6 separate regions of the Mus musculus genome follow, and all the other regions are linked to region 5. Evidence: chromatin loops called from intact Hi-C (ENCODE). Cell type or tissue: left cerebral cortex. All regions are shown on one strand. Region 1 overlaps Cog3 (component of oligomeric golgi complex 3). Region 2 holds the start of Gm35966 (a long non-coding RNA gene). Region 3 holds the start of Erich6b (glutamate rich 6B). Region 4 overlaps Cog3 (component of oligomeric golgi complex 3). Region 5 holds the start of Siah3 (siah E3 ubiquitin protein ligase family member 3). Region 6 holds the start of Zc3h13 (zinc finger CCCH type containing 13).

Region 1 (5,000 bases), 260 kb before region 5:
ATAGTATTAAATGTAGCCACAGTGGTCTGTTTTTTGTTGTTGAGGCTGGGTCTTGCTAAGTAGGTGGCTGTAGTTGACCTTGAACCTGCAGATCCCTGTGCTTCGGCCTCCCTGTGCGGGCGTTGCAGGTGGGCCCCACTATGCCTAATCCCTGTAATTAGGTTTTGCACTTAACTTTCATCCAGCATCCTTAACAATAATGTGAGATTGCCCATGTTCCTAGCCATGAACAAAGTTTAGTTACTTCTGAAGTTAGCAGAATTTTTTAAAGCACCTTTTTAGACGACGCATTGGTTATTGTAAGCATGCTGACTTAATGATGCAGTTGTTATTCCCTTCAATGGCAGATTTGGCTACATATTTGCTGCCACTGGCTTATGTTTAAAGCAAAATAGTTTTATAAATTTGGTGGTTCCAACTCTTTATTTTTTAATTGATTATAATCTTACTGTATGTGAAGAGAAGTCATGTAACACGTTGTCCAGACTCCACTACTTTTTAAGACTATAGCTCCAAAGGAATAGGCGCATACACAGGAGCTCCGCACACACAGGCACACATGCGAGTTCCATGCTGCAGACTCTGCGGAACAAATGAGGCCTCGCACTTGTCTCGTGGCGTCAGTCACCCAGACTCCTCTGACTTACACTGTGGCGTGTGGATCTCTTCCAGTGCGGGCTAGGAGGACGTTTGACATCTTTGCTTCTTCAGGTTCCCAATAGGGAACAAGGCACGAGACCAGGGTTCTCAGAAACTCCTATTGTGGGGCTAAGATCCTAAGGGAAATGAGCATGAGTTATGTTCCCTCCGCAGCCCTCCCAGACCTCAGTGCATAAGGTCAAAGGTGGGTCCTAGGTTACTCCATCTGGTTTGCCTTATGCCTTAAGCTTACCTGTCCTTTATCACCTACTGATAACCAGATCTTCTGTTATTGGCTGTTAAGGCTGAGTCTCACTCTGTAGCCAATATTGCCCTAGAACTATGTAGCCCAGGTTGGCCTTGAACTCTCAGCAATCCCACCCCAGCCTTCGAAGTGCTAAGATTATAGACATAAGCTACTGTGCCTAGCTCTGAGGTAAAAAAAAAAATCTTTTTTTTTTTTTTTTGTTTGTTTGTTTGTCTCTTCTCTGCTCCCCAGACAGTGTCTCTTATAGTCCAGGCTGGCCCCTTTCTTGATATTGTCACTGAAACTGTCCTGGATTTTGATTATAGGCAGGTGCTTCCAAGCCTGGCTTCTCTGAACTGTACTTAAAATTTAAAAAAATAGATTTTATGTGTATACATGTTTTGCCTGCATGTATATCTGGGCATCATGTGTGTGCTACCAGAGGAGGGCAGAGGAAGGCATCACAGATGAACCTGGAGTCACAGATGGCTGTGAGCCACGATGTGGGTGCTGGGAATCAAACCTGGGTCCTTTGGAAGAATAACCAGTGCTCTTAACCACTTAAACCATCGCTCCAGCTCTCCCTTATATGAATTTAACCAAATGCCTCAGAAAGCTCCTATTTTTTAAAGTATTCTATAATTTACTGTTTTTTATTTCACAATATTTATTTATTTATTTGGTCAACTTTGTTCTGTTGATTATGTTGTTTCCATTTTCCTCTGTTTAAAAGAAGATTGTACTGAAAAGCCATGTTACATCTTAAAGCGTCTTCTCTAATTACCAGGGATACATCTTTAGAAGATAAACTGAGAGTTTGTTTTATAGTTAATTTCGAGTTTAGAAGCAGCCTACGAGGTGGTAGTGCACAATAAAATGTGAGTCCAGTACTAGGGAGGCCGAGGAAGGAGGGTCTGGAGTCTGGGGCCGACATGCACTGTATAGCAAGTTCTAGCACACTAAATGAGATTGTTCTGGAGTGGATATTCTGTAAGGTTAACCCTGCCTGCTTAATTGATCCCTGTATCTCCCAGTGACCGCACAGTGCTGGCCGTGAGTAGGTGCTAAAGGCCCTCCGAGCATTTCCAGACACGAGTGCACGTTACAGAGCCGTGTGGTAGTCCTGAAAGATTGTGAGATATTTGACAAATGGTTCAAGTGTGGAAGTGAACATTGTTCCCTGCTTTCATGGCTTTGCGGTTCCCTTTTTCTGCTCTGTCAATAACTATAGGCTGATGTTTCTCTCTTCTTCCACCAGAGGGCGGTGTTCCAAGGATTATCACAGGAAGCCTTGTCTGCCTGCATACAGTCCTTGCTAGGAGCATCAGAGTCTATCAGCAAAAACAAGGTTTGATGAAGCGTTAGGTGAAAGTTTATTACCTATAATAGTATTGTGCAACATGTCATTTATTTAGAGTCACAGAAATTTAAAACCGCTTAGCAGTAAGATTTGTTTGATTAGTAGGAGAGAATTTCGAGACCCTTTGAGGGAAACTGGTGTTTCATTGTAGTGCTCACAGAGGACTGCTCTAAGAAGTCTACTTTGCTAATGTACCAGGAGTGGAGCTGAGGGTCTAATGCTGTAGGATAAAGAGAGTACCCAGCGAGTGTGTTCAAGGAAACAGCAGGCCATCATGCCCACAGTATTTTAAAGACTTGACTTCCAGGGCAGGCAGTTAGAGTCCGTATGCTGTGTGACTTAAGCTAGCTGCCCTGACCACATGGCTTATGGTTTGGAATCAGCACAGGACCTGGGACTGGAAGCTGGTCTGTGCTTCTCCCTCGGCCTTGCCAGGAGGTGGAGCCCTCCTCTGCTCTCCCAGAATGCCTGTGCCACAGAGATGGAGCTCTGAGGCCACTGGTAGCCACAGTGCACCTTCAATCCTGTGCGTTCCAGATTGACAAATTCCATTTCTATCTTCAAAACTTTAGATAATTGAGGAGAGTCTCCTGATAAAAGTTGTCCCTAGAGAAGCTCTGCCTTTATGTCAGGTTCTCCTCTTGTGCATGGCTTTGAGAGATAATCTCTACATAGGGATTAAAGGAGCATGGGACAAACAAGTTCCAGATAGGCAGAGCTAAGTTTTAAATAATGTTTGCAAGATTCATCTCTCACAGTTTTATGATTGATCATGCCTAAAGTCCCTGTTGGAGATGGTTAGCTAAACTGGAACATGTTTTGTATGGTGGAGTATTGCACAGCTGCTAAATTTAAAGATGTAAAACAATAAACATCACTTCCCTGTATTATGACAAATAAAGGGTAGCAGAAATAAGATATAGACTGCGGCCTTATGTAGCAGAGATGCCACCGAGCTCTCTGCCCTCATCCCTACACATGTCTTTATTATTTACAGGTTTGTTCAGTGAGATGTTTCTCAGCTCTTTAGAAAGATTTGGTCATACTCGATAGCCTTTTGTACTCTATCCCTCTAAGCCCCCAAGCCTTCTGTCCTTACTATCTACCGCCCTTTATGTAACTGTTTCCTACATGTTCTAATGTCTGTCTGCAAACCTTCAGTTTGCTTGGTCAGAGTTGCTAGCACATTTGGTTTTGTGCCTGAGAATCTGTAATTTTTGCCTTCCAACTTACAAGTTTTTTTTAAGGTACATTATCATTGCATAAATTGAACACCTAGTGTGTAGTAAATTAACATAATACTATTTTCCTAAGTTACAACAACTGTAATAAAGAAAACAAAGTCTATGTGACTCAGTTACAACTCGAAAAAGTGTTTAGAATGCACAGCATTTCCTATTTGTCTGCTGCTGTGCTCACAAGCCAGGTGAGCCTCCATACATGTGCTGTTGCCATGGTGATTGTGCTCCTTAGGAGTCAGTGGGGAGAGGGACTGAGAGCAGTCACTGAGTCCTCTTCTACTGCTTATGAAGGGTAACTTTATCTTTGCCAAATTTAATATGCAGACTTCATTAGAAATGTTTCAAAATAAAATTCTGCCTCAAGGAACAGCCTTACTTTATTAATACACAAACTTTTACCACAAGGACTATAATTATTATGCTGGGACTTGGTCAGGTCAGAGCTTTGAGAGCGCCACTTAAGTCTCAGGCTCTTTCAGATAGTCCTGAGTTAGCAGAAGGGCTTGTACAGGGACAGCCAGCACGCTGTTGGTGTCTGGTAATCCAGGACGGGGGTGCCAGGCCAGTTTATATTTGGAAGCTCCTTTTGTACTGTGTCTGATGTTGTGGATATCAAAACCATGTAGGCCAAATAGGGAAGGATGTCCTCCTAAGAGAGGCTAGAAGGCTGTGAGCAAGCCCATTCAGACTCGTTCTCGGAGCTTTGCTGTGCTGCTCAGTGTGGCTCTTAGGTGGCAGCATTGTTTTTTAATCTCTGTCCCAAGTTGAAAGTCTCGACTTCTCTTCCTAGCACTTGTGTGGTTTGCTCTCTTGGGTTCCTTAAGTAGACCAAGTCATAATGTTCAAAGTCCTACCAAGAATTTTCCAGAGAACTTTGACATGGGTAACCTGGAGAGAGCTCATGGTACTGCAGAGAACTATCACTTTGAGGCTGTAAGTTTGCATAGATTTAATGTTGAGTGATAATGTCTTTTATATGTTCCTATTTTGATTTAATCTGTGACAATATCCATTTTTTTTTTGTCTTATAATTTAGACTCAGATTGATGGACAACTTTTCTTAATTAAACACCTTTTGATTCTTCGAGAACAAATTGCTCCATTTCACACTGAATTCACCATTAAGGAAATTTCCCTGGACCTCAAGAAAACTAGAGGTACTTTGTTGTCCTGGCTGGCACAGTTGGGTGTATTTGACCTGTCCAGGTGTGTCAGCACAGGCTACAGGTTTATTTTATGTTCATCTGCAATTTCTTTTGCATGCTTTGCTTGCTAAATTTACTTATTCATACTAAACTAAGCTGTCAGTATCCTAATTACTTCTAATTTGTTTTATTTTCTTTATTAAAGGAGCTATATCTGAACATTTCCATGTGTGATACAGTTTAACTCTCTTGGGCCCTTCCAGATACTACCATTAGAAGCAGTTATGAGATGAAAATAACTATAAATAAATACCTATAAGACACATAGCAGTATCTGTGTCATCAAATTGAGGTTTATCTGGTACCTG
Region 2 (5,000 bases), 69 kb before region 5:
TATTAAGAACACTAAGTCTAAGTTGGTGGAGCTGAGTTTTAGTCGTGGTCTGATGCTTGACCTTGAGAAGGTCATGATGCGTCTCTGAACCTGTGTGTTGAGGAAACTGACGAGGATTCACTCAAGACTAAAGAAGAGAGCAATATAGGATTCACTCAAGACTAAAGAAGAGAGCAATAGCACTCAAACGCACACTCTTTTGTTTGGTCTTAGCTTGCTCCTTTGTCTTCTGTTCTTCACTTATTAGTTTGGAGAGAAAAGTCATCTTGGGAGCACCGTAGTTGGAGGAGAAGGACACATTCCCTAGCCTTTATTTTGGAGATTTCTAGGAACCACCTTTCAAATCTGTGCCTGGGATGGCTTACCCATAGTATAGTGTACACTAGCAACAGCCTGCCGTTGTTCCTAGTTTGGCTCAGTAGGAAGGCGAAGGCAACACTGCAGGAATTCTGAGATCTATAAGCACTGAGTGTCTTCTTGAGGTGTTGTGTGTTTGTTTAGATGGGGTACCTGGGATACTCCACATGACCATCAGAAGCCAGGAGAAGACCTGTGGCTTCTGACGCCTTTAGACAGCTATGGAGGCCCTGGGCTGCAGGCAAGGAGCCACACGAACTGGTCTCTCCCAGGGCTGACCCACCAGCCTTGGGTCTGGGCCATCCACGGTTGGTTGCTAATGGCCTGGAGCTGCATATGTAATAGCTCCCATGGCACACAAACCTTTCCTTGGCAACTCACAGCGTCATCTTTGTGCTCCTCTGTGGGCAAAGTTAGTTGTGCTTCACCAGCCCTTGATAGAGGAAGCCTGGGCTCAGAATCCCAGCAAAGACCGGGTGACTGGAAAGGACTGTGTTTTCATCTTTCTGTAAATTGATGCTTCGGGTATGGGTGCACAGCAAAAGTGGCTGGAAGATCACCCAGTGTGGGGGAAGGGTAGTGTGTTTTTAGATGAATTAATTCTGGTAGAGAAAAGATTGCTGACGGCCAGCCAGGACAATCTGCCTGAAACTAAGCGTTCACTTGGAGGCTGGCCAGGCCGGCCCAGCTGGTGTGCCCGAGGTAAGGGAATGAGCTGGAGAAAGGCCCACACAGTCCCAGGAAGAGACAAGCTGGATTTGCTTGCCATGTTTTCCCCTAGCACCTGGCCAGTGACAGAAAGGAAGTTGCAGACATGTGGCCCCACTGGGAAGGCTTTAAGGTGTCCAAGTCAGAACAGAAAGAAGGCAGCGTGGAGATCCCCACTTTCTTCCACTGCAGGAAGCCCTCCCCCACCTCCACCTGAAGCTGATTCGTGGTTCTAACAACAAACCAAGAGAAAGCAGCCTCTGGAGGGGTGGTGTGGGAGGGGTTGGGGATGAGGGTGGAGGTGGGGTAGTGGGTGAGGTTGGGGGTTCGTGGGTGATGGGGAGTGGAGGGCAAGGTGCGTTTCCGGTGCTTCCTTCTGCAAATGCTGACCTATTCCAAAGCAACCATGTTTATGTACTGAGCAGGGATACAGCGTGTGTTAGAGAGTAAAGAAAGGAGTTGGGAGGCCCAGAGTCTAAGCATCAGGGCTAGCTCTCCAGCGGGGAGGTCCGGCTTGCTTTTCCCTGCGGTGCTTATGTTTGATGATGGATCTTATTTATAAACTATCAACAAACAGAGTAGCTGGCTCTCTGTCTGCTACAAAAAAGTGTTACTCTAGTGAAGTGTGTGTGTGGGTGTGTGTGGTGGTGGTGGTGGTGGGGGGAGTGGCTGCTAGATTTATAATTGATACATCTAAAAGGTCTCACTGAGGCAGGAGCACCCTCCCAGAGGCTAGAAGTTAGTTTGATGCCTTCTTTCTGGCTGCATCTCTGGTGCATCTTACTTATCCTGCCTCAGCAGAGGCAAAGCTCTTTTCAGAAAAAGCGCTGAGAACATCCCAGCTTTAATTGCAAAGCTAAAGGGAAAGGCATAGCTCAGTGAGGAGGCCCGGAGAACCTGGAAATAAGAAGCGAGAGGCTTTTTAACCTGACCACCATCTCCTGTCCAGAATCAAGTGAGTGCTTCTGACACAAAGGGTGCCTCCAGGTGACTCCACGCTCTGTGGAGGAGGCAATGTCTCATGCTCCTGCAGCTTATCCTTGAGCCCAAGGCTCCTGGAAAGGGACTCATGGCAGCTGTCTGGGTTTTTCTCTCCAGACTTGCTGCCTCACCCATGACAAGTTAGGCTCTATTCGAAACAGACCGAAGATGGAAGATGTTTTTGGTAGTCTAGCCTCCTTTAACTCCAGTGCTCGGCTTCTTGGTAACAGTGGTGCTTGCCCTTTGGCGGCAGTGAAGAAAGGGACTAACAGTGGTGGAAAATAACTACTCTGGCAGACTCTTCTGAATGCTCTACAAAACGTTACCAACAACACAGGACAGATTTCACACCAAGATCTTGAATCACAGTTGTTTACATAATATAATGCCCATGGCAGATGAATACTAATACCTCAAATTACCTGAGACAAAAAAAGAAAAGAAAGAAGACGGGTAATAAAAAGGTCCTGCTGTTTAGAGGTCCAAGGTGCACAGGATATCCAGCGGCTCCTGGTCTCACATCTCTGCAGCATCCCTGGCTCCGACGTCCGTCTCCGTGATGGCGATTCCAATGGCGAGGCTGCCGTTGTCAGAGAAGAGCTGAGCCAGTGAAGTGTTGAGAACCAGGCAGTCCCCATCGGTGATGACTGAGTCCACACACTCCAGGACAGATCTCGGGGTGGCCTCCCATTTGAGACGCCTGTGGTTTCTGTTGAGCTCCAGGCGATAAGTGAAGCAGTCGGCCTGAGTGGGAGTCCCAATCAGCATCATGGTAGCAAAGAACTGAGGGTGCCCTTCATGTCGTTCCTGTTTCCTGAGCACCAGCAGGAAGTGATGGCCCAGGCAGGAGTGCATGATGATCCAGTCGGCTGGCGCGGGGAGGTGCATGTCCGTGGCCAGGAAGACTATCTCCGCCCCTTGCAGGATGTCAATCCTGTGGATTTGCCGCAGGTGAGGAACCACCACCTCCAGGTGGCCTTCCCACTGGCAGGAGAAGAGCGGGCATATACAGGGTGTCACCTGAGAGTTGTGCAGCCCCGGCTCCTGGTGGTGGAGGTGGTGAGGACGGGCATGCTGATACAGGTGGTTGTGGTGACAGTGGTGGCGATGGTGGTGGGGAAGATGATGTGGGTGGAAGCTACCTTGCTCTGCGGAGTTCTGAGTGATCCCCCGTCTACTAGACACATACTGGAAGGAAAGAGAAAAGTGTTAGTGGGGCGCGAGGCTTGTGTCTGGAACGGAGTGTGACTCCTGATATTAGAATTATTAAAGGCAGATTGTACAGTGCAGGCATGGATTGCTTGTTTGTTTTCTTCTTTTTCTCTTTCTCTCTTTCTCTCTCTCTCTCTCTTATTCCTTCCTTCCTTCTTTCCTCCCTCCTTCCCTCCCTCTCTTCTTTCTTTTTCTTTCTTTCTTTCTTTCTCTCTTTCTTTTTTCTCCTCTCCCCCTCCTTTTCTTTTCTCTTTCTTTCTTTGTTTCTTCCTTCCTTCCTTCCTTTCTTTCTTTCTTTCTTTCTCTCTTTCTTTTTTCTCCCCTCCCCCTCCTTCTTTTCTTTTCTTTTCTTTTCTTTCCTTTCCTTTCTTTTCCTTTTCTTTCTTTCTTTCTTTCTTTCTTTCTTTCTTTCTTTCTTTCCTTCTTTCTTTCTTTCTTTCTTTCTCCCTGTCTTTCTATCTTGGGTTTAACCCCCACTGCTATCTCCACACCCCCAGGTCAGCGCTCAAACAGGTTTTGCCTGATAAATGCAACTCTCACTTTTCATCAGAGAAGCTTGTCTGCAACAGATAAAGACCAATACACAAAACCACAACTGGTCAAAATACAAAGAGCAACAACTGATCATGAGGTGCCCAGCCACAACCGGAAACATCTACAACACAACTCTTGCACTTTGTGGAAGAGAGGTGAAAGATTGTAAGAGCCAGAGGATCAGGACATCTGCTGGGAAATTGTGTCTCCTAGAAATGACATGATATTGCAAAAATGTGGCTGCTTAAACAAGACCCGAAGAACAACCCCAATAAGCATGCTAATATGGAATGGGAAATTTCACAGGGTCCTACCCCTAGACAAAGAAATACAGGCAAGTAAGGAATGCTGGAGTAGGGGAGAAATGGTCTTCCCCAGGGATGAACCCACTGATTAGTGATATAATAACAAGTGATCAGTTCTGAAATTGTGTATGTAACACAACACCAAACAGATTCAGCAGGTAGTTATATATGTATACATATATAATAGATAGATAGATAGATAGATAGATAGATAGATAGATAGATGATAGAGAGAGATAGATGGATAGATGTAACACTAACATAGGAAAAGAAGCCATGAATGAGAGAGAGAGAGAGAGAGAGAGAGAGAGAGAGAGAGAGAGAGAGAGAGGAGAAGTAGGAAGCCTTTGGAAGGAGGAAGGGGAAGGGGGAATGATGTAGTTATGGTTTTGGTTTTGGTTTGTTTGGTTTTTTTCGAGACAGGGTTTCTCTGTGTAGCCCTGGCTGTCCTGGAACTCACTTTGTAGACCAGGCTGGCCTCGAACTCAGAAATCCGCCTGTCTCTTGTAATTATGTTTTAATTAAATATGTTAGGATAGTAATATAAATGAGAGGAGTGAGGGGAGACGACTCAGTGGGAAAAGCACTCGCTGTCAAGCCTGATAACCTGAGTTCCAGCCATAGGACCCACATGGTAGAAGGAGGGAGCAAATTTTCTGAAGTTGTCCTCTGACCTTCCCACTTGTACTGTGATGCAGTACACACACACGCACACACATACACAAGCATACAAACATACACGCATGCCCACAATACACACATATACAAACACACACACATACACAAACATACAAACACACACACATGCACACACACATACAAACACACACGCATACACAAACATACAAACACACACACATACACATACACACACACACACACACACACACACACACACACACA
Region 3 (5,000 bases), 180 kb before region 5:
TCAGTCCTGAATCTGGGGCCTGCTCCCCCAGGCTGTTCTTGTTTCTAGGTTTGTGTAGAGAAAGTGTGTCTTTACCCCCCCCCCCCCCCAGCTCTCACACTGTACCTCTGCAAGTCTCACATCTGTCGGCACATCTGCCTCACTCACAGGATGCAATTCCACCTCAATGCCTGGCTTACTGTGAGCTCTCAACAGAAGTTTGTACACTGAATTAATGAGCTGCAGAAGAGAGGCATACAGGAGACTGACTGCAAATGGTTTGGATGTTTCATCCACCTAACCTTCCAATGGGGTGAGTGATGGGCTCAGACAGTGAAGCCAGGAGTGGATGAAGACATCGTTGAGTGAACCCTGGGACCCCTGGGCTTCCCTGGGATTCTGGAAGCAGGTGTTTAGAAAACCTGCAGGAAACAAGGGGGCAGATCTCACTTCCGTCATGGGGAGTCCTACAGTGTTCTGCGAATCTGGAACACTGCTGTCTGGAACTGTTTATAAGTCCTGTTATTTAGCTCTCTGGCAGGGCCCTTGCTGGAAGGCAGCTGCTTTTCCTCTTGAGGGGGACTACTGATGGCTGCTTCTGTTTTGCTGGTCTGAATCCACCTTCAAACATGCCAGGGACAAACTCTAGATTCCCAAAGCTTCACTAAACCCTCATGCACCAATTGCTGTAGCCTTTACAAACAGACACCCAGTGCCCTGCTGAGAATATTGTCTAGGGCTTATTTACTTATTTGCTTTCTTTTAACAAATAGGATTTCAAATATATTGGAATTTGGCCGTTGAAAGGGGGTGACTTTGAGCTTGCAGTCATCGGTACAGAACACTTGTGAAAAGCCAACCTTTGGCTTTGGCTCTGCTCCCTCTTGACCCCCCCCCCCCAGGCTAGGTAGGGGGGTGCTGTTTCTCTCAAACCTCCCAAAAGTGAGAGGCAGGGGTGGGTGAGTGGGTGGGTGGGTGGTGGTGGTGGTGGTGGTAGAAAAAACCTGAGTGACCTGCTTTGAGTCCCAGGGGTAGGCCTGGGCAAGACAAGTTTTAATTTGAGGATTCTTTTCAGTGCCTGGATTCTCTGGAGGAGACGAACCCACCCCTTTATTTGTACTGGACCAGTAGAACACCACTCTTCACAGGGGGAGGATGGTGTCAAGGCAGGAAACAGAAAGATCAAGGTAGTGCAGGAGTAGAAAAAACAAAACAGACAAAATAACAAGCAACAAAGGGGTCTGGGTACTTGGCATATCCCGTTGCTATCCTTGGACTCTGCCACCCTGGACTCTCTCTCTCCATTGCTTCTTCCTTTCCAGGGCCCAAAGGCTGGAGGAGCCCAGGCCTGGCCTTCAGAGCTCTTACCCAATCTTGGATCCTGGCCGCGAGTCAACTGCACCCTTCCAATCTCGAGTTTAAGTCGCTCTCTGTTACCATGGGAACGGAACACGCATCTCTACCACTTCTCTGTTGTTTCGGGCATTCTATACCTTGGACCCTTAGCTTCCAGTTCCCAGCCAAAGGAGGAGAGGGGAGAGGGAGAGGGAGGGAAGGGAGTCTGGCTTCTAAGGTGAAAAGATGGTAGGAGTGCCTCCCAGGGCATCCCGTGTGGACTCACCTGCGCTGGAACCCAGGACCAACATCTCTAAGCCCCTGGGTGTCACCATCAGCTCATCGGCTCCGTTGAGTGCTATCCATGAGACAGAGAGTTGCCTTTGGGAACATGCATGGGCCTGATCTGGAGTCAGGGGACAGAACCCCGGTGAAATGTACTGATCGTGACTCTAGATGGACTCGCTGGTGTTGCAGGGTGGGTTGGGATGGACGGAGAGGAGGTCAGACCAGCCGATTTGAATACAGGGGTGGGCATTTCTGGTACTTGTACAGAAGTTTCATCAGAAAGAGAGCTGGGCATTTGAAATGTGATGCTTTGTTGTGATTTCCCATTCTTAATAAGCAATTGTGTTTGCATCTAAGTTTGTAATTCCAATTCTTTCTTTTCTGAGTGAGTCTGACAAGCTGTATAAACTGCAGGTTTCTGTGACGCCTAAGCAGTCACTAGGACTGTGTGTTCCTGGCTAATAGTGCCTCCTGGTGGCCTGGGCTAGACTCCTGGGAAGAGCTGAGAACAACAACAACACAAAAGAAACTGCTGGGAAAGTAAGGGGCACAGACCCACCGGGAAACCAGTAAACAGAGAACAGTCGGTGGCCGTTTCTGCCCCTCTCCGAGGCAATGAGGAGACCCAGGCGAGGCTCATAAAGGTATTGCTGGGCAGGAGAGTGGAGAACTGATCTGGCTGCTTTGGGTATGCTTTGGGTATCAAGCAGACTCAAGGGCAGTGCCAAGGGCTGGCCTGTGAGAATGGGTATAGCTGCCCCTCCCTGCCCGCACCATCATCTCCAATGCCCTTACATGAATCTAAGTAAAAAAGTGTGCTGTATTGTGTACACACAGCTTCAAGGAAAGTTTCCAAGTCTGTCATTTCAAGCAGTGCCCTTAGCTTCAGAGTCCATGTCAGGGTTCCCTTCCTGTCAGCCTGGTGTCTGGAATCTAGGCCATTGTTACTGTACAGTCTTCCACAAGATGGCGCCCACTGGTTTTATGTAGATGGGGTCATTCCTTTGGGGAGATTAAAAAAAAAAGATTTATTTATGTATATGAGTGCTCTATCTGCATGCCAGAAGAGGGCATCAGATCCCAGATTAGATGCTTGTGAGCCACCATGCGGTTGCTAGGAACTGAACTCAGGACCTCTGTGAGAGCATCCAGTGCTTTAATTGCTGAGCCATCATCTCTCCAGCCCCTGTGGGGATTTTCTTAAACACCTACTACATGCCTATATCATATTAGGAGGTGTTGGGAACATAGATGGAGTGAGACAGAAACATTACAGGTTTTAAGTTATTTAGTGACTAGCCTCCAAATACCACTGAATCGGTCATGGATCTGGGTGGGAATTTATCTGTCTCTTTCCTTTGGTAGTAATTATCAGCCCTACCTCTGGACCATCTTGCCCCAGGGAAGAAATGCAACCACAATGCTCACTCTTGGCAAAGGCAAGCCTAGGATCGTAGTGGATGGAGAGAGGCAGAGAGGCAGGCGGAGGTCCTTGTGAGAGTAATTACTGCCTGCCTCTCTGGGTTCAGTAAGGCATACATGCCATTAGGTCCCTGAACAAAGCATCTTTTCAGACATTTCCTACCCCACAAGGCTGCTTCTAGAGATGCCTTGCTCAGCTATCATGGAAGACTATGCTCTCTATTAGAGGCTGATAGGAAAATGGTGATAAGACAAATGTTTTCATAAATCTTGCCATAAGCACCCAATAAAGACATAGTTTACTTTCTTGTGGCCGTCTGCTTGATTTGGCCTTTCTACCTGGGTGCCCAGAAGAAACATCCATCCATGTAGCCTGGACTGTGGGTGGCCCCTCCCCCAAGCTACCCTTCCTCTAGTCTCTGTCATTTGATAAAGAGCTGCGCCATTGCTCCGACCAAGCACCTAGAGATGCTCTCCTGTGTCCCAGGTGAATGCGCTTCTGACTCCTAGGTCCTCTACCCAAACACATATCCAGAGGCTGATCATTCCTTCTGCTTCCTCTTCTCTGGGAGATTTTACAAGGCTCTTAGTTGGTCTTCTAATTCCCTCCCTCCATAGCTCACAAAGAGAGTAATTACTTAAAATATATCAGGTCATGGCTTTCCTCCTCCTTCTTTTTAGAAAGATAAAACTCAAGGCCTCCCTTCCCGTCCTCCCACTACAATCCCACCCGTGTACTATGACTTCCAGAAGGCTTGGCCTCAGTTTCCCAGGCATCTAAGCTGGGACACTGTGTTGACCCCCAAGTGGGGCAGCCTGGGAACTGACCTCACTTCTCTTTCTGTTGTCTGTCCCCTGTCTGCCTCTTTGATTCCCAAAGCAGACTTTCTGTCTTCTCCAGCCGTCAGCTACCAGGTCTCTCATTCGAAGGTTGCTTTTGGCAACAGGAGAACCTACAGCCTAATGGAGGGTCTAGGGACAGCATCTATTGCTTTCCTGTACCTGCCTGACACTTAACACACAGCCAGATGAGCCTAGACTGACAAGACTTTTTCGTAAAGCCTTGCTAGTGACTTCCTTTTACCACTTCTTGCTCCAGGTGACTGCAAATGGACTCAGTGGAATCTGTTTTAACATCTTTCAGAGACAATGGTTTTGAAGGAGCACTTAGCAAATGCTAGGTGTGATTTTTCTTCTTATTCAGAAGGCCCCAGCTTCTTCCTTTAAGGAAGAGGGTACAGGACATGGCTTTAGCCGTTGGTAGTATCCTCATTTCCACCGGCCTTTGTGTCTTGTACTGTGCCTATTTTATTTATTACCTATGTATGTATTTAGCGTGTCATATTCATGTGGAGTCCAGAGGACACCCTTTGGTATTTTTCATATTTTGAGACAAGGACCCTCACTGGCCCTAGACTCGCCAAGACTGGTCGGTCAGCAGGCTTCAGGGATCCATCTCTGCCTCCCAAGCACTAGGATTACCAAGCATGTGCTACCCTGCCTGGCGCCTTTTATGTGGACTCTGGGGATCTTGCTCTAGTCCTCATTCTTGCAAAGCAAGCACTTATTGCCTTAGCTACACTCCAGCCCCCATTACTTCTTGATTCTCATCCTCTGAATTTCTCCATTCTCCTTCCTAGGACAGTTGGCGTTGATGACAGAACCTCAGGACTTCTAAAGGCTGATATGGGTGAAGAGACATCTTGAGCTGCCATCTCTTCCATTATATATTTTGAATGTCTGCTTCTCTTACACTTGGAGATTCTTCAAAAGATTATAAGAACCTCTTTGACCTGGGAAGGCTTCTTTGTATATCTTGGGGGTTCTAGACCCCCACTGGCCATAAGGAATTGTCCTGTAGGGTGGCAGAGGCCAGGGGTGTTTTCCTGACCCAGGACTAGAGGAACAGATGAAGAATCAAGTCAATGTGTTGCTCTCCTGCTTCCACCATGCAGACTACATCTCAACATGTGAAG
Region 4 (5,000 bases), 260 kb before region 5:
TTTGTGATTACACAGCTCCTCAGGATAGCTGTAGTAAAAGAAGACAGAACTGAACTAAAGCTTTTGCTTTAGCCAAGTGTAAATCAGGGCATTTTGAAGGAGGCATATTTACATTATGGCTGAGTGGAGCCTGCCTGTGCTAAAAACTTAGGTGGATAAAATTTTGCAAGTTTCTGTTTATCATTCCCTCTGAAGTATTGTTAGTTTTCTTAGTAGCTATAAATTAAATTTTTTTGATGTAGCACATGTAGTAGAATTTGACCTTGTAAATTTAATTCTTACATTCAAGGAATTGTAACCAAGGAGGGAGTCTAAGTTTGAGTGCGTCGAGTAGGGAGGCAGGGAGGGCATGGGTCTGCGCTGGTCTCCAGGCTCTGAAAGAGAGGCCTAGCTGAGGAGAGCTCATTCCTTCCTGCCTCTGCCTTCTTTGTTAGGAGACCCTGCCTCTGCAGATCTAGGAGAACTTTGAAGAAATGATCCTTGATGTGACTTAAAGAGAAGTAAATTGTGCAGAGAGTAGACAGGGTGAATGTAGAAGTCATTGTGTTTTTTAACAAACAGCATGATGGCACACCTTTCGGGGAATACTGTGGCTTAAATGAGAATGGCCCTGGAAGCTCATCTAGTTGAATGTTTAGTTACCAGTAGTGATGATATGTGAAAGATTAGAAGGGTTAGGAATTGTGTTTTTGTTGGGTAGTGTGGCCTTGTTGAAGAAAGTGTCTCACTGGGGGTGGACTTTGAAGTTTTAAAAGCCCACACCAGGGCCAGTGTCTGATTGTTTGCCTGTTGCCTGTGGATCAGGATGTAGCTCTTAGCATCATGTTTGCCTGCTACTCTGCTCCCTACCATGATGATAATGGACGAGCCCTAGGAAATTGTAAGCCAGCCCCTGATTAAATGCTTTCTTTTATAAGAGTTGCTTTGGTCATGGTGTCTCTTCACAGCACTAGAACAGTGACTAATACTGAGGAAGACTGAAATCAGTGCCGCCACCCTGGGCTACAGAGTTAGTTCCAGGTCAGCCTGGCTACGTAGCATGATGCTGCTGTTTTTCTTTTCTTTCTTTTTTTTAAAAAAGCACACATTATGTTACAATGGAATTAGTGAGATCCTAGAACAATCCATGGAGCAGCAGGCAGTGGTTATTATTAAAATAAAATTCTTAGGGCTACAAAAAGGCTATAAATATAGCTACTAGAAAAAAATTAATAAACATTGCACCCCCCTTTTTTTTCTGAGACAGGGTCTCTTTGTGTAGCTTTGGGTATCCTAGAACTTTTCTCTGTAGACTGGGCTAGCCTTGAACTCATAGAGATCTGCCTGCCTTTGCCTTCTAATTGCTGGGATTAAAAGCTTTCACCTCCATTGCCTAGCTTGTATCTCCCCCTTCCTTATTTATTTTATTTTATTTTATTTTATTTTATTTTATTTTATTTTATTTTATTTCTTAGACAGAGTTTCTTTGTGTAGCCCAGTGGTTCTGGAACTTGCTCTATAGATCAGGCTGACCTTGAACTCACAGAAATCTACCTGCTTCTGCCCCGGGTGCTAGGATTAAAAGCATGTGCCCCACATTCAGCCATATATAATTGATTTTAAAAGTTGCTTCTGCAGATGAAGACATGGAAGAAGTTGAGTGTGAGGAGGGAGAGATGAGGTGTGCAGTGGTCAGCGTGAGCAGAGGTCTAGACTGGCTCTGGAGTACAGGCAGAGCAGATGGAGCTAGAGAGGAGTGAGAGGCCTCAGTGACCGTCCTCATGAGGCGTCACCTGGCTCTTGTCTGAAATATTCCCCAGTGGGAAAGCTGGAGTTGATGCTCCAGTTTTTGTAACAGCTTGGACGTCTGCCCCATGTCTGTCCATTAAGAAGTAGTTCATGCTTACGCCCATCAAGGTTTTACCTGAAAGCCAGGCTGACATATTTGTATTTCTTTCCTGTGCTGTGCAAGGAGGAAGCATACAAAGTGACTTCCAAGTCTCTGTCCATAGCACAGTTCAGCCAAGCCTGCCTTGTAATGGGACTTGAAAACCCTGTTTGTTTGTTGAGATAGGGTCTGACCATGTAGCCCAGGCTTGCCTTAAACTCTTGTGCCCTATTCCTTAGCTTCCCGGATGCTGACTCTGCAGCAGTCTACCATACCCAACTGGATGTCTGTCTGTCTGTCTGTCTGTCTGTCTGTCTGTCTCTCTTGTGTTTGCATGTCTGTGTGAACATATGCCTATTGTGTGCATTCCTGTGGAGTCCAGAAGAGGGCATCCTGTCTCCAGAAGCTGGACTTAATATGTCAGCCTAGCTGTTTAGATTAAAAACTTGAGTCTCGTGCTGTCCTCTCTAGCCTGGCCGCTGTTTGTCTTGGTGGTGTTTTTGGTGTTTTCTATGCCTGTGATGTGGTTATAAAGAAGGGAAGTCTTTAGAGTGTATAGGAGCCTCTGTGCGTTTGTGATGGACACTTTTCTAATGACATGAACTCAGTAGTAACTCAGTCTTTTGAGGAGTAACCTTTTTTAAAATTTTTATATTTTTGGTGAAATTTCTTCAGATTCCTGTCCTGAAAAGTCTCAGGAAGAATGCCCAATGTGGTTGTGACTGTTTTGTTTTTACTTGTTTTTCTCCCCAGAATAACACATATCTTGAACTCAAAAAAAAAAAAAAAGTTTTGTCAAAAAGAATGTCTAGTGGTGAAAGCTTGTCAGAGTAGATGCAGCCTTGCTAGAACTGTGCCTGGTTCCCAGTGTGCCTAGTGACAGGCTTATACAGTTGTGTGTCTGTGAGCAGTCCGTGTTTATTTGCTGTTGGTGACGTGAAACCTCTGCTTTTGTCTCCTCTACTAGGTATCAGCATTGAAAACCATGGCCAGCCAGGGAGGCCCCAAGTACACCCTCTCACAGCAGCCGTGGGCACAGCCAGGTATTGGGGTTTTATTCTTCAAGGATGCTATTAGGCTATGTCTGTGAACCCCTTCCTGTGACATCTGGGACTTGGTTCCTTGCTTGTTTTGGGTTAACAGATGTGGGTCAAAGCAGGATTCAGCTTGGGGCTGATAGGTCTTTCTTAGCCAGCATTGCTTCCCTCAGACAAGCATTCTGAAGAGGGGGATCTTTGGAAGCTTACTCAGTTAAAAATCAAGCCTGACTTACATGTCAGTGCTTTGCGCCTGCAGACTTCTGTGTGCCTGCTTTTCCTTGGCTTCAGGCTTTCATGGGAACATGGCTCCAAGGCACAGAGTGACGGAAGGAGTGCACTTATTTCCAGCACACGAAGAAATGTTGGCCCACTCCTTTCTTCCTTTTTTTTTTTTTTTTTTTTTTGCCAAGTTACATCCTCTGTTGACAATTTAGCATGTTTGAAAAAAACTGTCAGAATGAAGGAGTCGGTTGGGTTTGGCAGGCAGCACCACTGCCCGACTCAACTTGCACATCTACTTGAGATGTTCCAGTCACTCCTCCATACATTCACATTTTCTATGCTAAAGGCTTTTTGTTTCTTTTGGCCCGTGGGATTTCTTCAGTGTTAGGCTTTAGACATTTAGAACCCCTTTGGGCTGTTTTTGGCACAGTTTTTTAATTGCATCTTTTTTTTTTTAAGGGAATATTTTATTTTACTTTTTTATTGGTTATTTTATTTATTTACATTTCAAATGTTATCCCCCTTCCCAGTTTCCTCTCTGCAAACCCCTGTCCCAGGCCCCTACCCCCTGCTTCTATGAGTGTGCTCCCCCACCCACTCAGTGCCATAGCATTCCCCTACTCTGGGACATCGAGCCTACACAGGACCAAGGGCCTCTCCTTCCACTGATGCATGACAAGGCCATCCTCTGCTACATATGCAGCTGGAGCCATGTGTACTCCTTTGTTGATGGCTTAGTCCCTAGGAGTTCTTGGAGGGGGGGGGTCTGTTTGGTTAATATTGTTGTTCTTCCTATAGGGTTGCAAACCTCTTTAGCTCCTTCAGTCCTTTCTCTAATTCCTCCATCGGAGTCCCTGTGCTCGGTCTGATGGTTGGCTGCGAATATCAGTATCAGTATTTGTCAGGCACTGACAGAGCCTCTCAGGAGACAACTATACCAGGCTCCTGTCAGCAAGCATTTCTTGACATCAGCAGTAGTGTTTGGGTTTGTTGTCTATGGATGAGGTGGATTCCCTAGCTGGGGCAGCCTCTGGATGGCCTTTACTTTAGTCTTTGCTTCACTCTTTGTCCCTTTATTTCCTTTAGTCAGGAGCAATTCTGGGTTAAATTTTTTGAGATGGGTAGGTGGCCTCATCTTTCCACCAGGGGCCGTGCCTAACCTCTGGATATGGTGTCTACAGGTTCTCTCTCCCCTTTGTTGGGTATTTCAGCTAATGTCATCCCTGTTGGGTCCTGGCATTTTCAGTTACCATTAACCATGATAACATTTGTTACATTGCTATTCTGTGACCCACATTTGCACACTGAGACAGTGGGAAGGAGCAGGGTCTTAGCTGTGGAGAAGCTGCTTCAAAGTGGGAGACCCAAAGAGGGCCTCTGCCTCTTGCCCATGCAGTTTGTCAGCTACAGGCACCTAACCTGGAATCAGCCTTTCTATGATGAAAGAAAGCCATTTTCTGTTAGGTCCATATTTTCTTTGAATAAAGGGATAAAACCCTCTTTCTCAGGTAACGTGTAGAGTCCATTCAGCACGTTTATCTACGGTTTGGTGAAGAAGTCATAAGGTGGTTAACCATCTTTGAGAGATGGACTAGTTTGTGGGTAGGAAAGTAAGAAGTATGTTTTATTTTACAATTTTCTATAAGTCAGATTTTAATACCATATAAAATTTTTGATTGAAGCTATTCTGTCTCCAAAATTTTCAGCCATAAGTTCCTTAATTTATTAAAGTTGAACTAAGAAGTAGCTGGTGCTATCTCCTGGGGAGATGTACAAATCCACATCAGTTCTTTTTGGAAGGAGATGGTTTATTCAAAGGCCCCTTGAGTATACATTGTGTACAGTATACATTGTGTACAGTATACATTGTG
Region 5 (5,000 bases):
TTCTATAGGACCTTTCAGAATGGATTTATGGGCAGGATGGCTAAACCACAGTATCTGCAGTCCTTGGAAGGCTCTGCTTTCCATTTACAAGGGAAGGCATCAGCTCGAAGGACTCCTGGGTTAGTGAGACTGCTAATGAAGGTGACCTGTGGAAGCCACATGGTGTGTCCTGATCAGCTGGTGAATTATATCTCAGCATTTGCTCACAGTCCTTAGATGCTGTTAGCATTCTCAGGAAAGACCAGAACTGTCTCCACACAGTCTTCACAGCTGCCTCTGGAGCTCCAGGCAGCCCAAGAAAGCAAGGCTGTGTGCTCCATAGCCTCAGTCACTACTTCATGTCCCAACCCGTCCTAAAGTGAGGGGAAGCACCACAGATCAATAGCTATTCTGGGTTAACATTGCCATACCTTCTCTCTCTCTCTCTCTCTCTCTCTCTCTCTCCAAAAAAGGAATCCCCTCCCCCAACAGACCACAGCTTATTATAGCAAAGACTTTTTTTTTTTTTTTTTTGGTGTGGTCTATTTATGGTTGTGAACATTTAGGGAGAGAACTCTTCTGAATCTGTATGCACTGTTTAGTTTAATCAAGCAGGCCAATGGCGCTTTTATTTTGAAAACCTGACGCTGTCTGCTAGCTTCAGGTTGAAAGTGACTCTGCTGACCTACTGTTACCTGGGTGCTGGATAAGCCAAGAGCTGATGGAGACCCCATAGAGCAGTTTGGCTGCTGGGTGCATCCCTCTGCAGGCAGGGGCCCTCCGAGTCCTGTGTAAGGGACCCAAACACTGTGGCACACAGCACAACATGTTTACTCACAGTGAGGCTCTGATGAGCTAAGTTCCTAAGGGGGGTTTAATGGGAAATGAAAAGCCAAATGAGCATGTGTACACACACACACACACACACACACACACACACACACACACACACACAAAGCCATGAAAAAAAAATCACTCCTTAAAAGCATGACATGTATTTCTGTTCCTGATTACAGGAGCATAAGTTGTCTTAAAGCTTTAAGTGACACTCTTTGAAAAGCCATAAATTACATGCAAGGTGTGTGTGTGTGTGTGTGTGTGTGTGTATGGTGTGTGTATGTGTATGTATGTGTGTATGTATATGTGTGTTTAGAGGAGAGATTATTACAAACACATTTATTCATTTCCCCCTCCCTGTAGTATCTCCTGGCAGCTTCAGAAAGCTGCGGAGAAGGCAGGATAGATATTTCTAGGTTTGTCTTCAAGATGAGGAAGGGAAGGCTTAGAAAGGTTGCGGCATTCATTCACACAGTTGTCCAAGGTATCTCAAAGCCTTTTACCCCGACCCTAAGCCAAGGTTGTTGTGGGCATTAAGCAGTCATCACTACAGAACGTACACAGATACTTTCCCCTTGCTGCTCGGCAAGACCTGAGCACCCTCCCTTCTCCGTCCTTGGGCACAGTCAGAGCATCACGTAAATTCAAACTTTAGAGCTGCTTATATTGCATAATTTTAAAAGGTATTAAAATGTAAAACAGGAGTAAACAATATTTCTTGCCGCAGGGAAGTAACTAATACGAGTTGACAAAATAATGGGATTGGAGTAAGGTCTCCAAAGTGGCCGTGGAATGGAATTCAAGAGTATTTTTAATATGGTTACGATGTACTTGCTCTGCCAAGGATGACTGGAAGAGAATTCTCATTTATAAAATCAAGCCATTAAAAAAATAAAACCAGAAGAGGAAAGAGATGAACGAGCGTAAGGCAGTGAGAGCACACATGAATGCTTTGGCGAGATTTGTCACAGAAAGCCAGTTGGGGTCTCAGTGGAGTCCACACCCCCTCCATCACGTTGCCCCTGGAATATGACCTCAGAGGCTCCAGACAGCTGTCAGTTTAAAGACTTCCAGGAATGGAGGTGGGGAACGCTTATAAACACAGGTCTGCAGCAAGAGGATTAAGGACCATGCATCTGATCATGAGAGTTTATTGTACAACATCGACATCGCACCCACCACAAGCATCGCTCAACACTGCTGGACCACAGTGGTCAGAATCACAGCTTCGGTCTCCAGGAGACAGTCCCACACTCAGTTGCAGACACAGCCCCTCCCCCTGTCCCTCAGTCTCCCAGTACAGTGAAGGTAGGCAAGCAAGCGGCAATCTAATCTAGAGTCCTGCGTTTTAGTTGATTTTCAGACCATTCCACCTCCAGGGAGTTCAGTTGCGCTGTCCCAGCATGCCCTTTCCCCACTCCCCACCTCCCCGGCATCCCTAGGCAGTGTCTCTTCATTAATTTCCTCATCTGCACCCTGACATGGAGAGGTCCTTCTGGCCCTGCATTTTGGCTTAGAACATTGACGTGAAGGGATGAACACGGTGAAAGCAGCACCGAGCGAGCAGGTGAGGCAGCCACTGGCAGGCAGCTCAGCAGCCAGCCGCCTGCAGGCTCCAGGCAGCCGCTGCAGCTCCTAGCTGGTTTCATTATTACACAATTGAAGCGAAGCCCTCCTCTGACTGCTCTCAGAGGAGGCTCACATCTCCTTGGCAGGAGGGAAAGGAGCTAAACTCCTCCCAGCAACTCAGACAGACAGACAGACAGACACAGACAGACAGTCTCTCTCTCTCTCTCTCTCTCTCTCTCTCTCTCTCTCTCTCTCTCTCACACACACACACACACACACACACACACACACACACACACACACACTTTGACACAGTTTGAGGACAAGGGCTAACTCTTGCAGAAACGGCCCCTTGCCAACTCCCGGGTCCTGTATCAGAGCTCCCCAGTCCTGAAGCTACTTCTGCACAGCCAAATCCTTGCATTGCACTGACCGGCGGGACAGACAGCAATTTGGGTAACTTTTCAGATTTTTTTTGTTCTCCTCGGCACTGGCCCACAAATGCTTGGGAGGGAGGTAAGGACACCTCTACCCTTCTCTTCCCTTCACCCTCCCTTTTGCCCCTCCCCCTGCCCCCTCTGCCCCTCCACCCCCGACTCCCCTGACTCCCCTCGGAGGACCGTGTGAGGAAGACACTATATGCCTGCTCTTCTGGTTGCTTGCCAGTCCAGAAAACACCACACAGTCACAGTAACAGCACCAAGCTATCCAGAGAGCGAGCATGAGGCAAGCATCCCCTGAGACCCCGGGATCCTAGCACCAGCAAACTGCCTGCATGAGCTCCCTGATAGAAGTCTCCTGAGAAAAGGCTAGAGCCCCCGCGGAGATGGCAGAAAGCACGAGAGGAAGCGACTCACCTTTAGGTTGTGCGTGGGGTTGACCACACAGACAAGTTGCCCAGCAGCAGAGAAAACCCGTTTAGCCTTGTAGTGCTGAAACCGGAGGTGAATGAGATCCAACACAGCCCCAAAGCACTGTGTAAAGAAAAGCATCACAACTTTTGGGGGGTTGTTGACACAGGAAGGCAGCGGAGGAAGCTGTAAGTCCTTGGGCTCTGAATGGAGCACAGCCTCGGAGACTCTCCGTTCCAGCCCGGCTTAGCGCGCCTTCATATTCATCATCAAAATAAGACGGTTAGAATCTTGCAGCAGCGAGGCAGCCAATCAAAAGGACAGAAATGTTATCCTTGAGGTTCAGAGACAGCCAATAACAAATACCTCCCCTACTGAAACTCCCTGATGAATTGAGCCTGGCGGAGAATGTATTATTGAACATTACCATAGATCAGCACACTGCATTTATCTTGTGATTACAGCCAACCATACATAATGCTGGGGAGATAGGCTGACAAAATTGATTGCTTAATGTGTCTCCATTTATTAATTGACTTAATTTAACATGAGAGCCTTTCTTAGTGCCCTGAACAAAACCCCCATCCAAAAAAGGAAAAAAATATAAAACATTTCCACCTCCAAACAGGAAAGCTTTGTGCTCCAACAGGCAGATGGGGTCGTCAGCTTGTGGCTCTACTCACGGAGCTGCCTGGAGAAAATCAAATACTACAAGATACTGATTCAAGATAAGAATTTGGCAGCCGCAGAAATGTGTATCTTTCAGTCTTATGCTCTGACTCTCTGCAATTTGGACTGTAGCCTCTTGATAAATCTAAACTCACTGTTCTTTAAGAAAAAAAGAATCCGACAGATGAATTTGGAATTGAGGAGGGACATGCATATAGTATATATATTTCAAAATACAGTAATCACTGAACTCTCTTTTATTAAAGCATAAAGATGCACAGAGCACGCTTCTAAAAATAATGAAATCCCTGATGCACGAACACACACACATAGAAAAACCTACAGGGGGAAGAAAGTGGATTGTACATCAGCAGAATAATTACAGATGCAGAGAACCTAGGCTTGTCACTCATTTGCATATTTGTGGGCAGCAAATTGCTAATTAACCAGTAGATTGTTGGAGACATTAAAATAGAGATTAGGAATACACACAGCACAACACTTGTTTGTCTGAATGCCAGCAGCAGCAGCAGCAGCAACAGCAGCAGCGCAGATAGGCAGAGACCAGTCTAGTCAGTAGCTGCCACAGAGCACTGCCAACCCCGTGCCGGGGCAGGCTCTGAGGCCACCCACAGGGTCCTGAAGGACAGCTCCTAAAGGCTTTGGGCTTGCAGGGAATAAGTTCCATGGTTTATTTAGTCTCTGCCACGAAAGCCCAAGAACTGGGAATAGTGAGTTTTAGTTCTTTGGCTGCTTCTACACTGAGTGGTCAGATAGACTGAGCTGAAGCCATTGGTATGAGGCTGTGGCTCCTTCCTGGACCCTCACACACGTCTCCAGGATATCTACAAACACAGTCAAGCAGCACAAAATTGTAAACTTGCTTGAAGCATCGTGAGACTAAAACAAAACAAAACAAAACAAAACACACACACACAACACTCTACCTCACTGTTGACAGTATGAACTTTGTACATGACAACATCTGTCTTGATGACAAAAAGTCACATGTGTTGGTGTCACAGGGCCCACACTGCAAGAGATATAAACTCTGATGACAAGACACCCAAGTCTGTGACCCGGTTGGGCACTTAG
Region 6 (5,000 bases), 170 kb after region 5:
TAATCACACAGTTACAACTTTGCACGAATAAATGCTTTCTGTTTGCACAGAAGATAGTATAGTTTAAAATCTCATTTGTCAGAAAATAAATATATAATCTGCAATACACCAAAAAAATTCTGTTTCATATATTAAGCCATTTAACTCAAAACCATGTAATCACTGATGTTTTGAAAGCTCAAAAATTCCCATCCTAAATGCTGGGTTCACAAAGAAAGATGAATACTACAAAAGAGTAGAATTTAAATTTGATTAAAAGTCAAAAACCATTAATGAGACAGATATGAGTATTTCAAAGTGGAAGAGAACTATCAGACATAAAGAACCAGAATTGTAGATGCCAATGTCTTTCCAATCAGAGACTGTAAACCAACCACTTATTATTAAACTGACTCTTGCCTGAAGATGTTCCTCCATTTGGTATTCAAATTATTCTTTGGTTAAGGCTATCACCACCTATTTCTTCCATCTTTCTCAAATACAAGAGTTATCAAAACCAAATGACTATGCAGTTGTTTTCCTTTATCTAGTCTCCTCTGGAGTGTAATAAATATTTGGAACTTTCATCATCTCCTTTCAATTAAAAAAAAAAAGGAAGAAAATTCAAATTCAGGGACAATAATACTGAGCCTATTAAGAGAAAATACATCTCAAATATGAGAACTGCTCCCCTTCTTCAGGGAACAATATACTCTGAGTTCCATACCATCAACCTGGCTGAGAAAGGAGCATGGCAGAGGTGGCTCTTCTTGAATAAGTAATTACTTTCAAGGCCTCTTAAATTTTGTTAATAAAAAATATGCTAATTGTGAATTCCCTTATCCTAAATGTTTAAAACCAGGTATATTTTGGATTCAAATCCTGTTAAGCTAAATATATGTGTGTGTGTGTGTATATGTATAAGTAATATATACATATAATACATATATGTATCTTTAAAAAAGACCAAGATTTAAATTCAAAATTTATGCTTAATACAATATAAATTAACACTAATGACTTAATATAATGTATTGATATAAAAGTCATACTGTGCTTTAGTATTCTAAATTTATATTACAGACATTAAACTGAGGTAAGTGTCTCCAGTCTAGACATTAATCAGGCCCAATCCAGATAAGCTTCTGAGATCAGGTGTTCAGGGTGATACGGCCTGCTGAGAACAGAGAATATACTCAGAATAAAGGTTAGTGTTCACTCCAAGTCACCAGTAAACAGAAAGCAAATAAAGAAGCTGTATCCCTGGATTGAACATATCCAGGAAAACAAAAACAAAAACAAAGCAACACAAAACAACAACAAAAAACCCAAAAACCAAAACTACACTGTGTACAAACCTTATTTACATTATTTAAAATTAGCATAAAGTACTTTTATAGGATTTACATTGCACTATGTATTAGAAGTATAGAGATGATTGAAGGCATATAAAACATCGTTTTCCAGAAGGGATTTGAGTTTCTGCACATTTAGGTATCTGAGTCACCCCCTATGTGTTGGTATCAACTACATCCTACCAGATGCTCACACTGAAACTCAAGTTTCAGGGCACAACCGTTTGCACAGAAATTGTGACATTCCTACATCAGCTTGCTAAGTCTCCAGATGAAACTGTCATCTGATATAATCTAACTAAGAAGTTGGAGGTTATTTAAAAATTTATACGTCTGTGTTGCGAAATATTGTTGTTTGGATTCTAAAGCTAGTAATGTTAAGTACTACATAGCAAAACTAAGCATATAGGCAGAGCCGCATAGTGATCTGGACTAACTAAATAAACATATCACAGACTTTTAAACCCTTAAATGCCAAACTTAAAGGTCCAACCTTTTCAAATTATTTTTTTTTGAAATTCACAAACCAGGAGAGACTGTGCACGCCCATAACTGAAAGAGTTCAAATTATCTGAAGACTCCTAATAAAACGAATTAACTTAAGATACTGCCTCTCACAAGCAAGATCCTACCAATATCATCCAAGTATTTTCTTCAACTCTGAATACTTTTCCAGCCACATAAATGTCAACCTGCTTAGCAAGTGATACTGCCAGATATATCTTCTCCTTTCGTTCCAGCTTCCCGTTGCCTGGGAGTATAAAGATAAAACAGTACTCCTACACTCCCAATAGTATTTACTGCAGCCGGGAAATAAGCAAGACCAGGAACAATCAAAAGGACTCTCCTTTCTTCAATAGATCTGGAATACGTGAAGAAGGCAACTCTAAATCCAAGAAACACAACTGCTGCATCCTTTCACCACACACAAATGCGACCACCACACCACGGTATCCGAGTCCGCCTGCTTCCTGACACAGACTGCAGAATCACAACTGGAGCAACAGCCAGATCTAACACCAAGAGCCTCTGCAGAGTCAAGGGTGGGATGCTCAAACAGCGTTCAGAAACACAAGCAGCACAGAACAAGGCGAGCGAGGATGGAGGCCACAGCGCAGGACGCCCACACGAGCCGGGTCCAACGCCTCTTCCCATCCGCTCCCCGAACGCTTACCTCCTCTCCAAGCACCCTTGTAAGCGCAGTCTTCAGGACGTCCCTGACGCCTCAGCTCCGGCTGTCCCCGCGCCCGGCCCCGGGAGGACGACCAAGAGGACGTGCACGCGCGGCTCCCAGGGGCCGGCCCTCCTCAAGCGGGGCGGACGCCGGGAACAGGGAGCAGCGGAGCCGCCCGGATCTTCTCCCAGCTCTGGAGAGCTCCGGACACGAGACGAGAGACGCACAGAAGCCACTGCAGAGCAACGCTAAGACCACAACTCTGCCTGGCCGCTACACTGGCAGCATCTAAAAGCCGACGGAAGTCGCGAGTTTGCCCGACTCCTCCGCAGGCAAGGCAGCTTCCGGCCCCCAGATTAGTCGTCATCGAGTAAGCCCCGCCCCTCTCAGACCACGCCCCCTCGCGTCCGACGCGAGGGCAGTGCGGAGTGTGTTCCTGACGCCTGTTTACTAAGGTCTGGGGACACGGAGTCAGCGTGGGAGGACGGAGATTCTCAGTTGACTGAGATTCTGGTTTTCACCGTTTTCCATCGCATAAAGTGCTACTTTGTTTCGGCAGTAACCACCAGCCTGGTGCGTTTCGAAGCTGCAGATTTTGACAACCGCCCGTCCCCCGCCTGGGCCTGAAGCTGGAGCAGAAATGCACGGATTGCGTTTTCAAGAACAAGAGCAGAGACTGATTAAAATTTTAGGGTGCAAACCCTTGAGGTGCTACAGAGTGCCTTTGCTTTTCCTGCTTGGATCCAATGATCTCCGTAGATTTAGGGTAAAAGTTGCTTAGGAGGAGCTGGAGAGATGGCTCCAGCCGTTAAAAGCGGTTGCAGCTCTTTCAGAGACCAGGTTTGACTCCCATCCCCCACGTGACTGCTGACCACCTTCTGTAACCTTCAGTAACAGCGGTTCCCCATTTTCTTCTGGCCTCTGATGGGGGTCCAGCATAAACCTGGTGCTTAAACTCACACCCTCACGCCCCACCACACACACAGTACATCTTAAAACTGCTTAAGATAGCTGTTCATCATAAATCAAGGGACGGTGGGGTGGGACCAGTAGCTAACCTCTTAGAATAAAAATAATAAAAATAAAAATGTTAAAATACACAGGGGGCCATTTTCACTCTTAAGCTCAAAGTAGTGTGCTTTTTATTCTTCAACAAAACCAAGGAAACTGATTCAACTTAGAAGCTAATGCAACAGTTAAGTGTTGCTGAAATCAATAAAATAAAAATAATGAGAGCGGAGGTTAGGGCATTAAGTGTTCCTGATGACATGCCAAACTATTTTAGAGATGGCGGCCAAAGCTTCTGCACAAGTGGGTTTGATGTATCTCTCAGGCAGCAAGAATCCGTATCTGCCTGTATCTCGGAGCTCAATTGTAAACGAATATTTGATGCCCAAATCATAGATCCAATCGTCAGAACCTCCAGGAGCTAGATCTAAAAGAGACACAAAATATATTTATTTCATAGCAACAAACACTTTATTTCATTGTAGAAACGAAAATAGCTTCCTTCTGGATGTTACCTAAATTTCTTATCTGAAAGTTGTAGTCATCTAAAAGAAACCATGTTAAGAAAGAAAACACATGTTGCCCAGAACTCAACAATAATCTGATTAAGGAGTGATAACTGCCAATAACATTTTAGTACATTTTACAGTGCATGTACTTTCTGTCTTAATTTGTAACATTTCTGGAAGTAATTATTGTAACATTACCAAATGTATCATTATTGTGTTTGAATAGACATTATTTTGAGTCATTTTAAGGGATTGCATTGTAAACTATAGTTGATTCAAATAATTTTGTTGATAAATAACTTAGTTTCTTTAGAATGAGCACCATTGTCCATAAATCAATGTTTCCTACTTCAGTAGCTTTTCTAGAGTTAAAGTTCCTTGACTAAAGTGGTGTACCTTTTACAGTTACCACACTTGTCACCAAGTACTAATCAAAAGAATGGAACCTCTCTCCTCCCAGGAGAGTGTCAGCATACCCAACTGGCAGCTTCTGCACCATGGGCAAGAATCTTGCATCCTGTCAGTTTTCTGGGAAGAAGAAGAAGGAGGAGGAGGAGGAGGAGGAGGAGGAGGAGGAGGAGGAGGAGGAGGAGGAGGAGGAGGAAGAAGAAGAAGAAGAAGAAGAAGAAGAAGAAGAAGAAGAAGAAGAAGACGACGACGATGACGAGGAGGAGGAGGGAGAGGAGGAGGAGGAGGAGGAGGAGGAGGAAGAAGAAGAAGAAGAAGAAGAAGAAGAAGAAGAAGAAGAAGAAGAAGAAGAAGAAGAAGAAAGAAAGAAAGAAAAGAAGAAGCAATTGTCTTTGATTTAGATTTCTTTATCAATGGATTGCATACATTTTTATATTCATTTTTATATTTTTTCTATCAATTTTCTTGATTGCTTTTTTTTTGCTGCGGGTGGGGGGCATTCGAGACAGGGTTTCTCTGTGTAGCCCTGGCTGTCCTGGAACTCACTTTGTAGACCAGGCTGGCCTC

What was found. A loop is a pair of places that touch in the nucleus more often than their neighbours do. Peaks named below come from ENCODE experiments on the same cell type or tissue, not always from the same donor. Only the 100,000 strongest peaks of a DNase experiment are listed, where the experiment ranks them.
Region 1: a loop joins it to region 5, with 4 times the contacts of the local background. A loop is called at or near these places in 4 of 42 quality-filtered maps.
Region 2: it touches region 5 in a loop (4-fold over the local background); 4 of 42 quality-filtered maps call a loop at or near these places.
Region 3: a loop joins it to region 5, with 2.5 times the contacts of the local background. A loop is called at or near these places in 5 of 42 quality-filtered maps.
Region 4: it touches region 5 in a loop (3-fold over the local background); 4 of 42 quality-filtered maps call a loop at or near these places.
Region 6: a loop joins it to region 5, with 3 times the contacts of the local background. A loop is called at or near these places in 2 of 42 quality-filtered maps.

The regions. Positions count from the first base shown.
Region 1 is chr14:75,719,336-75,724,335 of GRCm38, reverse strand. It overlaps Cog3 (component of oligomeric golgi complex 3), which reads left to right. Exons shown (of 23, transcript NM_177381.3): 16 at 2,145-2,234; 17 at 4,524-4,644. Among named protein-coding and RNA genes, the nearest start is that of Cog3, 33 kb to the left of the region's middle. In left cerebral cortex, a CTCF peak has its summit at 2,142 (motif pointing right); DNase peaks (open chromatin) are centred at 730 and 2,146.
Region 2 is chr14:75,523,680-75,528,679 of GRCm38, reverse strand. It overlaps Siah3 (siah E3 ubiquitin protein ligase family member 3), which reads right to left. Exons shown (of 2, transcript NM_001128093.1): 2 at 2,539-3,234. The coding sequence ends at 2,563. Gm35966 (a long non-coding RNA gene) reads left to right here and starts at 2,908. Exons shown (of 3, transcript XR_001781402.1): 1 at 2,908-2,997. In left cerebral cortex, no CTCF peak of the experiment used is centred here; DNase peaks (open chromatin) are centred at 442, 1,017 and 1,903.
Region 3 is chr14:75,638,636-75,643,635 of GRCm38, reverse strand. Erich6b (glutamate rich 6B) reads right to left here and starts at 1,414. Exons shown (of 13, transcript NM_001369022.1): 1 at 1,348-1,414. It overlaps Gm36219 (a long non-coding RNA gene), which reads left to right. Exons shown (of 6, transcript XR_383598.2): 2 at 150-292; 3 at 1,055-1,166; 4 at 1,302-1,792; 5 at 2,017-2,246; 6 at 4,665-4,795. In left cerebral cortex, CTCF peaks have their summits at 2,055 (motif pointing left) and 2,647 (motif pointing right); DNase peaks (open chromatin) are centred at 2,104 and 2,571.
Region 4 is chr14:75,711,111-75,716,110 of GRCm38, reverse strand. Cog3 (component of oligomeric golgi complex 3) reads left to right here. Exons shown (of 23, transcript NM_177381.3): 20 at 2,835-2,910. Among named protein-coding and RNA genes, the nearest start is that of Cog3, 41 kb to the left of the region's middle. In left cerebral cortex, a CTCF peak has its summit at 2,240 (motif pointing right); DNase peaks (open chromatin) are centred at 2,269 and 3,332.
Region 5 is chr14:75,454,433-75,459,432 of GRCm38, reverse strand. It overlaps Siah3 (siah E3 ubiquitin protein ligase family member 3), which reads right to left and starts at 3,451. Exons shown (of 2, transcript NM_001128093.1): 1 at 3,243-3,451. The coding sequence starts at 3,377. Gm41212 (a long non-coding RNA gene) reads left to right here and starts at 1,446. Exons shown (of 2, transcript XR_874827.2): 1 at 1,446-2,841. In left cerebral cortex, a CTCF peak has its summit at 2,416; DNase peaks (open chromatin) are centred at 2,118, 2,443, 3,513, 4,428 and 2 more places; H3K4me3 peaks cover 2,822 bases; H3K27ac peaks cover 2,966 bases.
Region 6 is chr14:75,282,174-75,287,173 of GRCm38, reverse strand. Cpb2 (carboxypeptidase B2 (plasma)) reads right to left here. Exons shown (of 11, transcript NM_019775.3): 11 at 3,619-3,943. The coding sequence ends at 3,759. Zc3h13 (zinc finger CCCH type containing 13) reads right to left here and starts at 2,808. Exons shown (of 19, transcript NM_001359875.1): 1 at 2,509-2,808. Gm35679 (a long non-coding RNA gene) reads left to right here and starts at 4,994. Exons shown (of 3, transcript XR_874823.2): 1 at 4,994-5,000. In left cerebral cortex, a CTCF peak has its summit at 2,926; DNase peaks (open chromatin) are centred at 2,343, 2,880 and 3,786; H3K4me3 peaks cover 2,357 bases; H3K27ac peaks cover 1,419 bases.